Linked DNA regions of Mus musculus: region 2 is linked to region 1. The links are chromatin contacts, found by Hi-C or POLR2A ChIA-PET in ENCODE. All regions are on one chromosome and are shown on one strand. The core of a region is the stretch at or near the end of the contact, and the rest is flanking DNA. Distances in the headings are between cores, read along the strand shown.

What was found. A loop is a pair of places that touch in the nucleus more often than their neighbours do. ChIA-PET counts read pairs that join two places held with the same protein, here RNA polymerase II (POLR2A).
Region 2: a loop to region 1 is called in a map of heart, with 2.5 times the contacts of the local background. The contact joins the promoter of Mrpl19 here to the promoter of Gcfc2 in region 1. A Hi-C loop is called at or near these places in 4 of 37 maps with a recorded cell type or tissue (heart and v-Abl transformed pro-B cells). POLR2A ChIA-PET finds 5 or more read pairs at or near these places in 2 of 5 experiments (Patski and embryonic stem cell).

Annotation. Positions count from the first base shown.
Region 1 is chr6:81,920,389-81,926,716 of GRCm38, reverse strand. It overlaps Gcfc2 (GC-rich sequence DNA binding factor 2), which reads right to left and starts at 3,048. Exons shown (of 17, transcript NM_177884.3): 1 at 2,779-3,048; 2 at 823-951. The coding sequence starts at 3,010.
Region 2 is chr6:81,963,441-81,969,768 of GRCm38, reverse strand. Mrpl19 (mitochondrial ribosomal protein L19) reads left to right here and starts at 3,820. Exons shown (of 5, transcript NM_026490.2): 1 at 3,820-4,062; 2 at 5,412-5,530; 3 at 5,701-5,835. The coding sequence starts at 3,842.

The sequences.
Region 1 (6,328 bases), core at 1,799-4,298:
TGTGCGCAGGCCGACATGGGTGCTGGGAACTGAGCTACTTTTCTCAAAGGGCTCTTACATGTCACTAGCCTGAAAAAATAAAAATAAAAAAGAGTCTCTACAGAAGGAAACAAGTTATGAACACCTGATTACATTTAAAAGGCCGGAGGAATATTTCTGACTTCATGGGCTATAGAGTAAGGCCCAGGATAACTTCTCCACTTTGCCATCGTAATGCCAAAGCAGACTTAGGTAACTAATATCTGAAAGAGCTTTAATGAGCATTGGGTTAGATTTGGCCCAGAGGTGGTTATGCGCTTAGCTAACAACTGAACTAAGCAATCTTTCTTTAAAAAAGCCTCTTCGAGTCATTATGAGTTACATATGTTATATTGTCCTCCTTCAGGTTTTAGACACGCTACATGTGACATCAGCAACAATCTCAGGATAAATTCTTACCAGCTTCTAGGTGGGAGGGGGAACTACCCAGCAAGCACAGGGGCTCAGAACACACTGCGGAGCAGACTCCCTGATCTGAGCCTTGTCTGGGCTACTTCTAAGCTGTCTGATCTCAGTTATATCATGTAATAAATAATGATATAACTATCTGTTGCATACTTTTTACTGCTTTATCAACAATTAAAATGACTGGTGTATACTGTGCTGATGCGAGAGCTTTTTCATGCCATCCATCACAGGCTCAGGAGGCAGAGGGTGAGTCTGAGGCCAGTTTAGGCTACAGGATGAAACCCAGACCAGCCTGGGGTACAAAGTGAGACCTTGTGGCAAAAAAAGGAAGGAAGCTAGTTAAGTTAGTTATATAAAATTACAAAAATTACCAACCTATGGGTGAAACGTCTCTTTCTTCCAGAGAGCAAGAGCTATCAGAGGACGGACTCCGATCACCCTTACTTCCTGTCAAGGTATGTGTTCCTTCCTCTTCATCCGTTGAGAGCTCAGCTGTTCTGCATTCTAAGAGGATACCGATGGAAGCAAGAAAGAGTCAAAATATTTGAATCAATAACCAAAATAAACATGTTCATAAGATGTCCTCTTAATTCCAGACTACATGAAGCTCAAAAAGATTGGTGCAAATAAACATTTAAAGGAGAGTCTGAGAGGTGAATCAGAGGTCAAGAACACACACTGTCCTTGCAGAAGACATGAGTCTGGTTCCCAGCATCTGTGTCAGGCAATTCACAGCTACCTGAAACTCCAGCTCCTGGGGATCTGACACATCTGGTCTCTGTGGTCACTGTACTCACACATGGACATACACAAAAATGAAAATACATCTCTAAAACACAGAATAAAATATGGAAAAAAATAAAGCCACCGCTCACGTCTTAGCTACTGCTGTGAGAGACAACCTCTGCCTCCAACCAAGGCAAAGCACGGTCTCCAGTTATCCTTCACAGCCCTCGGGGTCTCGTGAGGTGATGTGTGCACTCAAAACCACTTTGATTGTAACAGACACACGTTACTTGTTCTTTTCTCTGGGTTGACATTGTAGTAAGGTACAAGTGTGGTGGGTAAAAGCGCTCGCCTCAGCACAAAGGCAGTGACATCAGCTCGTACACAGTCATTGTATTCTTCACCACACACCAAGAAAGGGAAAAGAAAGCCATTTTCATTCACGTTTGTTGATGAAGCAATGCAAATTATTAATTTTGTAAAACTTTGAGCCGAGTACCACTATCTTAAGGATAGTGGTAACAAAAGAAAAATAATCTATAGAAACCTGGGCTATTTGGGACCTCTATTTTTAAGAGTTACAAAGAGAGTTCAAAGGCCAAAGAAATTTGAGAACCACTGATCTAGGAGGGAAGAGAAGTACTTACTTAACTCAAGGTAAACAGATGACCGGCATACTTTGTTACAAATACAAAAAAGATCAATCAAACTTTAGATGAACCGGGCCCCTGACATTGACTAAGAAATCAGTAAGATCCCAAGCCTTGAAGTCATTATTTTAAGTGCTATACGCTGGGCACAGAAAGACAGATATGTTAAGCTCTCATTAATATGTAGAATCCAAACAATTTGAAGGAAATCACAGACACTGAATAGAATGGTGGTTAATATGAGCCAATGTGGGAATGTATGTTGGCAAAGGTTACAAAATTTTACAAGAATAAGTTTAGTGTATCTATTGTACAACACAGTGATCTTCCTACACTGTGTGTGTCTGCTGCCTGACAGGGTTAGGGGAGGAGTTCCAATGTCCCAGAGTTACAGACGGTCCTGAACCACCAAGTTGGTGCTAGACACTGAACTCGGGTCCTCTAAGAGTAACCAGTGCTCTTAACTGCTGACTGGCTTCGCCAGCCCTCAAATGACTTGGTATTTGATCACATGAATGGAACGGTCCTTAGTGTCACCAATCTCAGTCACAGCACCTCGTTTTACATTATTTTTAATCTACTTTTTGTTGTTGTTGCAGATGACTGATTTTAAAAATGACAACGTTCCAAACCCTGTCCTTATTCTTTTAGTCACTGTCTGGTGTTCTTAGAAAACTGTTAGACAAGCTCCCAAAGGCTCACACGACTTTCATCCACATTTAACAGCTAACAGCACGAGGAGTCGTTCAGGACCTCTCTGAGGATTTGGGTTCAGTGTGTGCACACCAATGGCTGTATGCTCTAGTCGGTGCGGGTCACCTGAGGATGCAAACTGCAAAGTGCCACCAAGATCTATGGGAGGCTTCGGGCAACCCCGGCATTGAGCAATGCGGGTGCAGACGGCCATAGAGGCCTCTGGATCTGAGCAACGGAGCCCTTTCCACCCCTCGGTCACCTGCTCCGCCGTCCCCGCGGGGAGCAGCTCCCGGGCTGCGGCGGGAACTCGCCCAGACCCGACCTCGGCCCCGGGCGCTGCGGGCCCCGCGCGGCCGCTCCGCTCCCTCTGTTCGGCCGCCGGCAGACGCCGGCTCCTCCGCACTCTGCTCCTTCGCGCCGTCGCTATCGCTATCGCTATCGCTGGACTCGACCTGGCGCCGCCTGAAAGTCCTCTGGGGCCTGAGAGCCATGTTCCAAGTAGGATTGGCGCGTCTCCTTAAGGCTAGGTGTCCGGCGCCTGCGCAGTCGCGCGTCTCGAGATGCGCATGCGTGTTTGTGAGAGCTCCGCCTGGTGCAGCAGGGTTCGGTACCCAATGGTCTGAATTGGCCGAGCTGAGCTGCCTTTTTAGTGGGACAGATAATAACTGGCCAAACATTCTCGCAGTTTATGTTCGAAGCCCGGGAGATTACCTGCACATCTCACCCAGAACAGACAGAAGTGGAGGGATAAACAATGAAATTAAGCATAAATGATAAGAGCATAAATGACCTGAGGCCTGTGGCTGAGATTTCTCCACTGCATTCTGTTCACTTAAGGTTTCCACAAATGTATTTAAAATGCTTTGGCTTATAACTCCATTCTCTCTCTCCTCTCTCTCTCTCTCTCTCTCTCTCTCTCTCTCTCTCTCATATGCTCTCTCTCTCTCCTTTCTTCTTTCAAACTAACACTTCCCACATTGACCATGGAATTCGCAAAGGCAGAAATCTGTTTATAGGCCATGGGCACATATTTGGCTCCAAAATTGTATTCCCTTTGGGGTAAGAACTACGTTGGGTCCCAGGCAATCTAGAGAGAGTGAAACCTTGGTCTCTCAGAGCTGTGATGAGAGTTTGCAGTTGCTTCCATAAGCATCAGGTTCCATGCCTGCAACCTTTGGGCTCCAGGCTTTAACACCTGCAGCACACCTCACCCCGTCTCCAGCGTACTATTCCTTTATTGTTTCCTTATTTGTTGGTTGGTTTTCAAGAAGACTTCAGTTACCATCAAAACATTTCATGTGACTACATAAAGTTGGGTGCATACAGCTACCAAATACTGTTGTTGGGACTAGAATCAGAAACATTTAACACAGGCTCGTGGCATTGAAAACCTGGTCCCCAGATTGTGGCACTGTGGGACAGTTGTAGAACCTTTGGGACTATGGGTTAATTCGCAAAAATGGCTCTCCAGAGGCAGGCCTTGCAGGTGATGGATACATCTCCCTCTGGCCAGAGCTCTCAGCTTCCTGGTTGGCCAAGGTGTGGAGTTACTGATTGACAATGTTCGGCCACTGCTGACCAAGCCATTGGCCTTGCCAATCCGACCATGATGGAGGGAGGGTGCCGACAGAACTGTGAGTCAAGTAAACCCCTCCTCACTTAAGATGCTTCTGCCAGGTTCTTTGTCATGGTGACATGAGAAAAATAACCAAGATAGTTTTCTTTTCACCCTATTTAGTTTAATTCTTTTTACATATATTTAGTGTGTGTATGTGTGTGTGTGTGTGTGTGTGTGAGAGAGAGAGAGAGAGAGAGAGAGAGAGAGAGAGAGAGAGAGAGAGAAAGAATATGGCTAAGATAAGAAGACAGCTATTTGGAATCAGCTCTTTCCTTCCACTGTGTAAGCTGGTCACTAGGCCAAACAAGTATCTTTACCAGCCAAGCTATCTTACCAACCCTTTTATTTATTGATTTATTTATTTAATTCTATTTTTTTAACCTACTTATAAATTTACATTATTTGCTCACAATTGTTATACCCATAAGACTATAACAAGTATAGCTGAGTGTTTTCCTTCCAAAGTCATACATACTATGCATGCCTATTTTAATTTGGAAATATTATTTATTCTGTAATATTTGTATATATTTCTCCAACAAAGCTCCTTTAAAATTAATATTAAATATTAAAATATATATATTGAGACAGGGTTTCTCTATATAGCCCTGGCTGTCCTGGAACTCACTCTGTAGACCAGGCTGGCCTTGAACTCAGAAATCTGCCTGCCTCTTAAGTATATATTTTTTAAAGAACTAAAATTGTTATACCAAAATTTAGATTGTTTGGATTTTGATCCTTTGTGATCTTAGACTTGAGAGGCCTTATCTTTGGAGATTTTCTACATTAAACTTAGGCATTCAAGAGTGTGTCAGTCGGACTTCTGTTGCTGTTACAAACCTTGTGAATGAGGAAGTTTCATTGCTATTATTGGCTGCCTAGACAGACAAAGAGATCAGAATTCCTCTCTGAATGGCTGGGAAATGATTCAAGTTAGATGGGAAAGGAGAATGGGATTAACATTTTTCTCCTCTTCTATCTTTTCTTTCCTTTCTATCTTCTTTGTTTGGGGGGAGTATCAATTAGCCCAGGCTGTTCTTAAACTTGCTATGCAAACAAGGCTGACCTTGAACTCGTGAATGTTTGTCTTACAGGCCTATGCCATCACACCCAACTTCTTCCTGTCTGTGTTGAGGTAAGGACAGCATCTGAGCAGGGCTTGGCACTGGCTGCTAATACCTCAGGAGAGGTGTCACCTCCAACTAGGATGGATTTGCTTTAAGATAGGGTCTAATTATGTAGCCCAGGCTTGCCTCCAAGTCATGGTACTGTTCCTACTTCAGTTTCTCAAGTGCCAGGACTACAGGTGTGAGCCTGCATACCCACCAAGCTCAAGTTGTTTAACTGCCCTGAGCTCCAGCGACATCAGAGGAACAAATTAAATACCCTTTAGCTCTAAAATATGAAGCCATAGGATGTTTGTTCCTCCCTGACCCCTGAGTATTCTATCTCCATGATGACCACGAGGCTTGTGATACTGCGAAAATTCCCCATTCATCTCAGAAAAGATCAAATCAGAGGACAGAGAGACCAACTGAGACCAGCCGAGGAAGGTTCTTTCCTAGTCCTGTAGCTCATGGTTACCAGGGCCACCGTTAGCTATGACCCAAATACCCCAGAGGCAGCTGCTTTTCTGTAATCTCCCCTAAAACAGCTCCCTAATGTGCTGACTCATGGCGAGAAGAGCTGGACACATAAAGGTGGCAGGGGCCGCACTGCAGCTGTCCCCCAGCTACTGTTTGTCCCCAGGATGCTCTCTGATTAGAAAATGCTTTTTCCATGCAGACAGTCACTGCTTCAAGGCACCACTACCACTTAGAACCTCGAAGCATGAACTGGACCAATGTCACAGAAGCTAAGCTGGTGTGAAGGCACCTCAGGCACACAGGAAGCAGGCACTTCATAAAGGAAGAGGCTGCAGGAGGTGCTTGCAATCAGCCCTTTTGTTTACCATGTGTAACTTTAATTTTTCCAAACCTTACTTTTAATGATGATTCCTAAACACTTTAACCTCCCTTGTAGCCCACCACCCACCAGAGGTAGTGGGAAAGAAAGGATATGGGGGAAGTGGACCTGTTTAGAATGGAACAATTCCCATCTGTGTTGTCTGCAAATCGGCAGTTCAGTTCACAGGTTAGCAGGCAGCAGCAGCTTGATCCACTCAAAAACACTTCACAGATACACCAGCAGT
Region 2 (6,328 bases), core at 2,571-5,070, 42 kb before region 1:
TTTCCTTCTCAACTTGCTTCTTGGTCATGATGTTTTGTGCAGGAATAGAAACCTTGTCTGAGACGATCAACAATCAAAAGTGACCATCACAAATAGGCTCATAACTTCTTTCTATAGATTTATTTTATTTTTATTTATGTGGCTCTGTATATGTATAAGCCCATGTGTGCAGATGCCCACAGAGGCCAGAAGAAGGTGGTAGATCCCCTGGAGCAGGAGTTACAGGCTGTTGTAAGCCACTTGACAGAGATTATGGGATCTGAAAGTAAGTCCTCTGCAAGAGCAGTAACCCTCTTATTCTCTGAGTCCTTTCTCTGCTTGGACTCCTCTGCCCCTAGGTTTTGTGAGACAAGGTCTCACTATGAAGTCCCAGCAGGCCTGGAACTCTCAGAGATATGCCTGCTTCTGGCTCACAAACACTTGGATTAAAGGTATGTGCTGCGACTTCATTGCAGCCTTTAAACAAATATATAAACTTTGTATTTCACCACCTCACCTCCACAAGCTAGAGACAAAGAATCAACTCCGACCCACACATTAACTACTGTATCACCTCAACTCTCTCTGGACATTTTACCAAGCTTCCTGATACCATAGTGAATGTGGAAGATGTAATCTCACAAGCAGACAGAACTCCTGGGGCCACACTAACAGATATGAGAACCGAATGGAAAACGAGGACGTGACGCTCCTAGGTGTGGCTGAGGTTTACTGTAGATGCAAGGAAGAGCACAGTCAGAGGCATCTGGAAGAGTCCAGGCTGAACAAGGTCAGCAGACTGAACCAGGCCCTGAGAGGAGGGGTCGGGGTTCAAGAGGAAAGAGATGTGGATGAGTGGACCAAAAGAGACCCAGGAGCGGAGCCAGCCGGGAGCCGGGAGAGAAGCAATGGCTAAGGCAGGGTCCAGCGGCTCCGTGAATGGAATCCCAGTTGCTGGGCTGCAGAGGTTTAGGGTAGTGGGCAGGGTGAGAAGTGTTCTTTGATTTTTTTCCTCCATGAAGTTGTTTAGTGCAATAATTAAAACGACAACTAACTTTTAATACAAAAATGAGGGTAAAGTGGCCTGGCAGCATTTGGTTGGCAGAAATATGGGAAGAAACGATGAAATAAAGGTCTTTTAAAATGTATTTATGTGTATGTGTTGGAAGGAGCCAGAAGAGGATGTCAGACCCTCTGTTAGGCCACCACATTCAGTTCTGGGAGCTGAACCTATGTCCTCTGCAAGAACAGTCAGTGTTCTTAATCATTTAGCGGTCTCGCTGGTTCCTGAGGTAAGTAGTTTTGAATTCTCTCTTCTGCTGCTGTTTGCAGTGAGGAGAGCTGGAGGTAACTAAATACAGCATGACCAATGTCAGGCCGGTGTCGTAAACTGCAGTGATCTAGAGAAGAGGAGGGAGGCCTGGAGCAGGGTCAAAGAGGAAGAGGATGAAGCACGAGGATTCGTGTGCTGTTGGACAGCTCTAGGTTAGCTTTAAGAACACTTTGCCCAGAGGCCGGGAGGAAACAGTCCTGGCACTGAGAGTTGGGCTGGAGCTATGGGGATGACCACGGAGGTCCCTGGAACAGCCCACGCTGGAGAAGCTGGAGGTGCCTAAGATGGATGAGTTCTGTATGTTCATGCTGACTCCGAGGTAGCAGTGGTGCGTTAATCCAGACTGATGATCACACCGTACATGTATTAAATAGTTCTAGCAACTTGCCATCTCTGAGAGTATGAGCCAGCTAGCCAGCCAGCCAGCCTGCCTGCCCTCCCTCCCTCCCTTCTTTCCTTCCTTCCTTTTCTTTTTGGTATTGGTGATGATGTACTCGAATCCACAATCTTTGTACATGTCAGACATGTGCTGTACCACTAAGCCTCACCTCCAGCAATAGCTGCCCTCAAATCTCAAATTCTTTAATTTTTTTCAAACAATTTCTCTCTCTGTCTCTCTGTCTCTGTCTCTGTCTCTGTCTCTGTCTCTCTCTCTCTGTGTGTGTGTGTGTGTGTGTGTGTGTGTGTGTGCTTGCAGGAGTCTATGTGCAGGACATATGTCCTGTTACCCAAGGACACCCAGTGTACATTAGTTTCCCTGGACCTGGAACTACAAACAGCTGGGAGCCGCCTGGTGTGGGTGCTGGGAACTGCTACAAGAGCTGTAAGTGTTCTTACACGGAGCTGTCTCCCAAGCCCCTCTCAACTCAAGAAGGTTTGAAATGGACCCCTTTTAGCTTGTATGCCTCCCAACTGCCCGAGGCAAACTCAGTTTTAGTTCTGGAAAAGGGAATGTTCTCAGTGAGCTCAAGGACTCCGTGGGGGCTATTTGTTAAGAGTGATGGCTTTTCTCTTTATGCTTTGTCCTAGTTAAGGTTTTGTTGATGAAATGAAATATCATGACCAAAGCAAGTTGAGGAAGAAAGGTTGCATTTGATTTACACTTCCATAACACTGGATCTCACTGATGGAAGTCAGAACAGAAACTCAAACAAGGAAGGAACATGGAGGCAGGAGCTGATGCAGAGGCTATGAAGGAATGCTGCTTACTGGCTTGCTCCTCATAGCTTGCTCAGCCTGCTTTCTTATAGAATCTAGAAACACCAGTCCAGGGATGGCACCACCCACAATGGGCTGGACCCTCCCCCATCAATCACTAACTTAAAAAAATGTCCTACAGGCCACCTACAGACCTATCTTATGGAGACATTTTCTCAGTTGGGGGTACTCTCCTCTCTGATGACTCTAACTTTTGACAAAACAGCTAGCATTTATTATTCTGTTTGGAGCCTGTGAGAGCCAGGTAGTGCTGGTTAGTAAGACAGAAGTTAAGCAAAAGAAGATACTCATTGCTCCCCACGGAATTCATAACAACGAACTAAATACCAATAATCAAACAAGAGGCAAACGAAAATTTCCTAAAAGAAGCAACGTTCTACAAGACTGATTAACTAATTAAAACGTGAGTGACTTGAAGCATTGTGGTGCTGCAGATCCAGAGCCCAACTATCTTGGCCCATTAGTCCCTCAAATGGTAATTTATTCCCAACTTACTTGTGAACCAACGGCCTTGTTATTATTAAGGGACTACATTCAGCAACCGCCTCACTTCCATCAACCTGAAGGCTAAGAAGGCCATCAGCGCAACTGAGGCATACAGCAGAGACATCTCCATTTTGATATAGCATTCCTAAATGGGTGTACCTGCCAATGTGTTTAAGGAATGGCTTTCTTGCTCTGATACTATGGAATGCCATGGAATTGTTACATGTAATTGGAACATGGATTTGTGGTGACCTAAATCTTGTGTTCTGAGCCCCTCATTAATACTTGACTCTAGAATAAACTATCTCTTTTGCCCTTTAGGTGACAGTTGTGTTTTTCATGTAGGCACAAGCAAATAAAAGGTGGAACTGAGGAGGCTGGAGAGGGTGGCTCTGCAGTTAGGAACACGTAATTTTTCAGAGGACCCATGTTCAATTTCCAGCATCCACATAGGGTCCCTTGCCACTGCCTGTAACTCCAGCTCCAGGGGATCATATGTCCTTCATGGGCACCTGCAATCACACTCACACACACACACACACACACACACACACACACACACACACTCCACGCACTTCATAGTCACTCACTAAATGCAAATGAGATCACAGTACTTAGTGAAATGTACAAACTTGCTAACCCTGTAGAGAAGTGTAACTTTGCAAATTATGGAGAAGAGGAAAATTATATACATTTACAGGTATAACTCCCTCAAACAAGCGGCGGTACACCGGGAAGCAAGTTTAGTCCCATAGGAGCCACCGTCCGGCCACACCCCATCGCACTGACTTCTGGGAGTTGTAGTCCTTCATTGAGGGTGTAGACATGGCGGCCTCCATGGCAGAAAGTTGTAGGGCGTCCCTGTACCTGGCCCGGAGCGTCCGAATGGCCAGGCCACGGCTTGCTGCCTTCGCATCTGATGCCTGCCGTGTCTGCACGGGCCCAAGCCGATTTCAGAGCACCGGGCCTTCAGAGCCCGGTGGGTTCAAGCCACCGCCGAAACCTGTCATCGTGGACCGGCGCCGAGTCCCGGAAGACGAGAGAAGGTGAGGCGGCCGAGGCCGCGTGGGAGTGCGCACACTTTGATACCCGCTTTATAGCTGGGCTGCACGAAATCGGGTTCCGGGTCTGCCCCTCTCTAGATCACGAAAGACGCAGGCTTGGACTCCCTTCCCTCAGTTTGTCCTAAAATCCACCACGGTGAGCCTTGGCCAACAGATTCTATCCAGGAGGAAGGGTTTGGGGAGGTCAGATCGGCTCAGGCACGTGGATCCAGCACACTCTTTTTCGTCTTACCTACATAAATGCATCTTCAGAAGCTTAACAGTATGGACCCGCAGGGTGGTTCGGTTGTGAAAGTTGCAACCTGTACACCCAAATCCATGCCTAGAACCCATAGAGAAAAGAGAGACCGTACTCCAAAGTTTGCCTTCAAATCCCCACATGAATGTTATGCTGGGCGCTCCAACCACAATACACAATAATTTGTGGGTGTGTATCAGGCTGGCCTTGAACTCAAAAAAGATCTGCCTGCTTTTGCCTCCTAAATGTTAGGATCAAAGGTGGGAATCCCTATGCTCGGTGGAAGATTTCTTTTAAAGTCAGTTTGCAGCTGGTGATTTGTATATATTTTCTCCATATTTATAGCTCAGTGGGAGACTTGTGCTCATTTGCAGACTGAGAGAAATGCAGCGTATTAACTGTGACAAAATTGTAACAAATAGTAATTATGTCAGCGGTTCATCACCTTTACGCTCCAGTTGTGCTTTGTTTTTTTTTTTTTTAAGTAAGATGACAATAAAACATCTAACTGGTCTCAGGATTAATTTATGCTACTATGGGTCAGCTTGCCTGTGTGGTGACAAACACCAGAGACAGCCAGCCTAAAGGGAACAAATTCGTTTGGCTCAGGGTTTGGACAGTTGTAGTTAATTTTGCTTGGTCCTGGCCCTGTCACTTGGGCCCTGCAGTGACACAGTATAGCGTGGCAGGAAGCATTAGCTAGGTAAAAGCAAAGGGAGAAACAGAAAGGGGCCGGGGTCTGTGCCTTGCCTTCAAGGTTAGATGCCCAGTGACATGTTTCCTGTACCGGACTGAAACTCTTTAAGGCTTTCTAAGCCCCAGTAGCTGCCCAGGATGACAGCTAAACAAACCCTTAGCACAAATGCCTTCTTGGACAATAAGGTCCAGACCTTGAGGGCTACTTGATGTATGATAACCATTTAAACACAATGCCTGGTGCGTTCTCAGGAGTGAGCATTAACAATGGTTTTGGAAACCATGGTTTTAGAAATAACATTGCAATCCATATTGAAAGAATAAAATACATCTACATTATACCCATTGTTTTTCTTATGCTGGCCTAAATCACCTTTCATTTTTAATTTTTTTATAGGTTCCTGAGTCCTGAATTCATCCCTCCCAGGGGGAGAACAAACCCTCTGAAATTTAAGATAGAAAGAAAAGATATGCTAGACAGGAGAAAGGTGCTTCCGATTCCAGAGTTCTATGTTGGTGAGTAACGGTGTCTGGCAGCAGGTGTTGGGCGCTAGTTTTCATTGCCTTCAGATTATTGTTCAGATGTCTGGGTTTTGCTGTTATTTATTTCTGACATACTAAGATATAAACCTTATTTGTTCATTCCTGCATCTGTGTCAGAGCTTGCTTCTCTTCTGACTCTGTAGGAAGCATACTTCGAGTCACCACAGCCGACCCCTATGCCAGTGGAAAAACCAGCCAGTTCCTGGGGATTTGCATCAAGCGATCAGGGAATGGGCTCGGGGCTACTTTCACCCTCAGGAACACGATTGAAGGACAAGGTATGTTTCTTCTTGAGCATCCAGAGAGTGAAACTGGGATTTCCCCAAGAGATAATGTGTGCTTTGCCTTGGATACAGATTAGTATTCACTGTTTAACGTGCATTGTTTAGTTTCTTTTGAGGGCTTCTTTTATTATAGGGCAACACCCATTAGGACTAGACTGGCCTGGGCATGGTGACATGTCTGCTATCCTAGCATAGGGATGTCCTGAGGCAGAAACTACATAGTGAGACCTTGCCTAAACAAACATGGTTATTTTCAAGTATGGAGACAGTGTATAAAGCAGTGAAGAGAGATTCCTTTTGTTTTTGCTAGTAGTGTTTTTAAAACGGGATGGTCCATATAGGCCATGGGTGGCCAGGAACTTGCTATATAGAGCTGACTGACTTCAAACTTGAAATATCCTCAAATCTCGGCCTCCTGAGGACAGGGATTAGAGGATTAGAGATGTGAGCTGTCACATTTAGCAGGATCACCCCTTTCTGAGCAAAT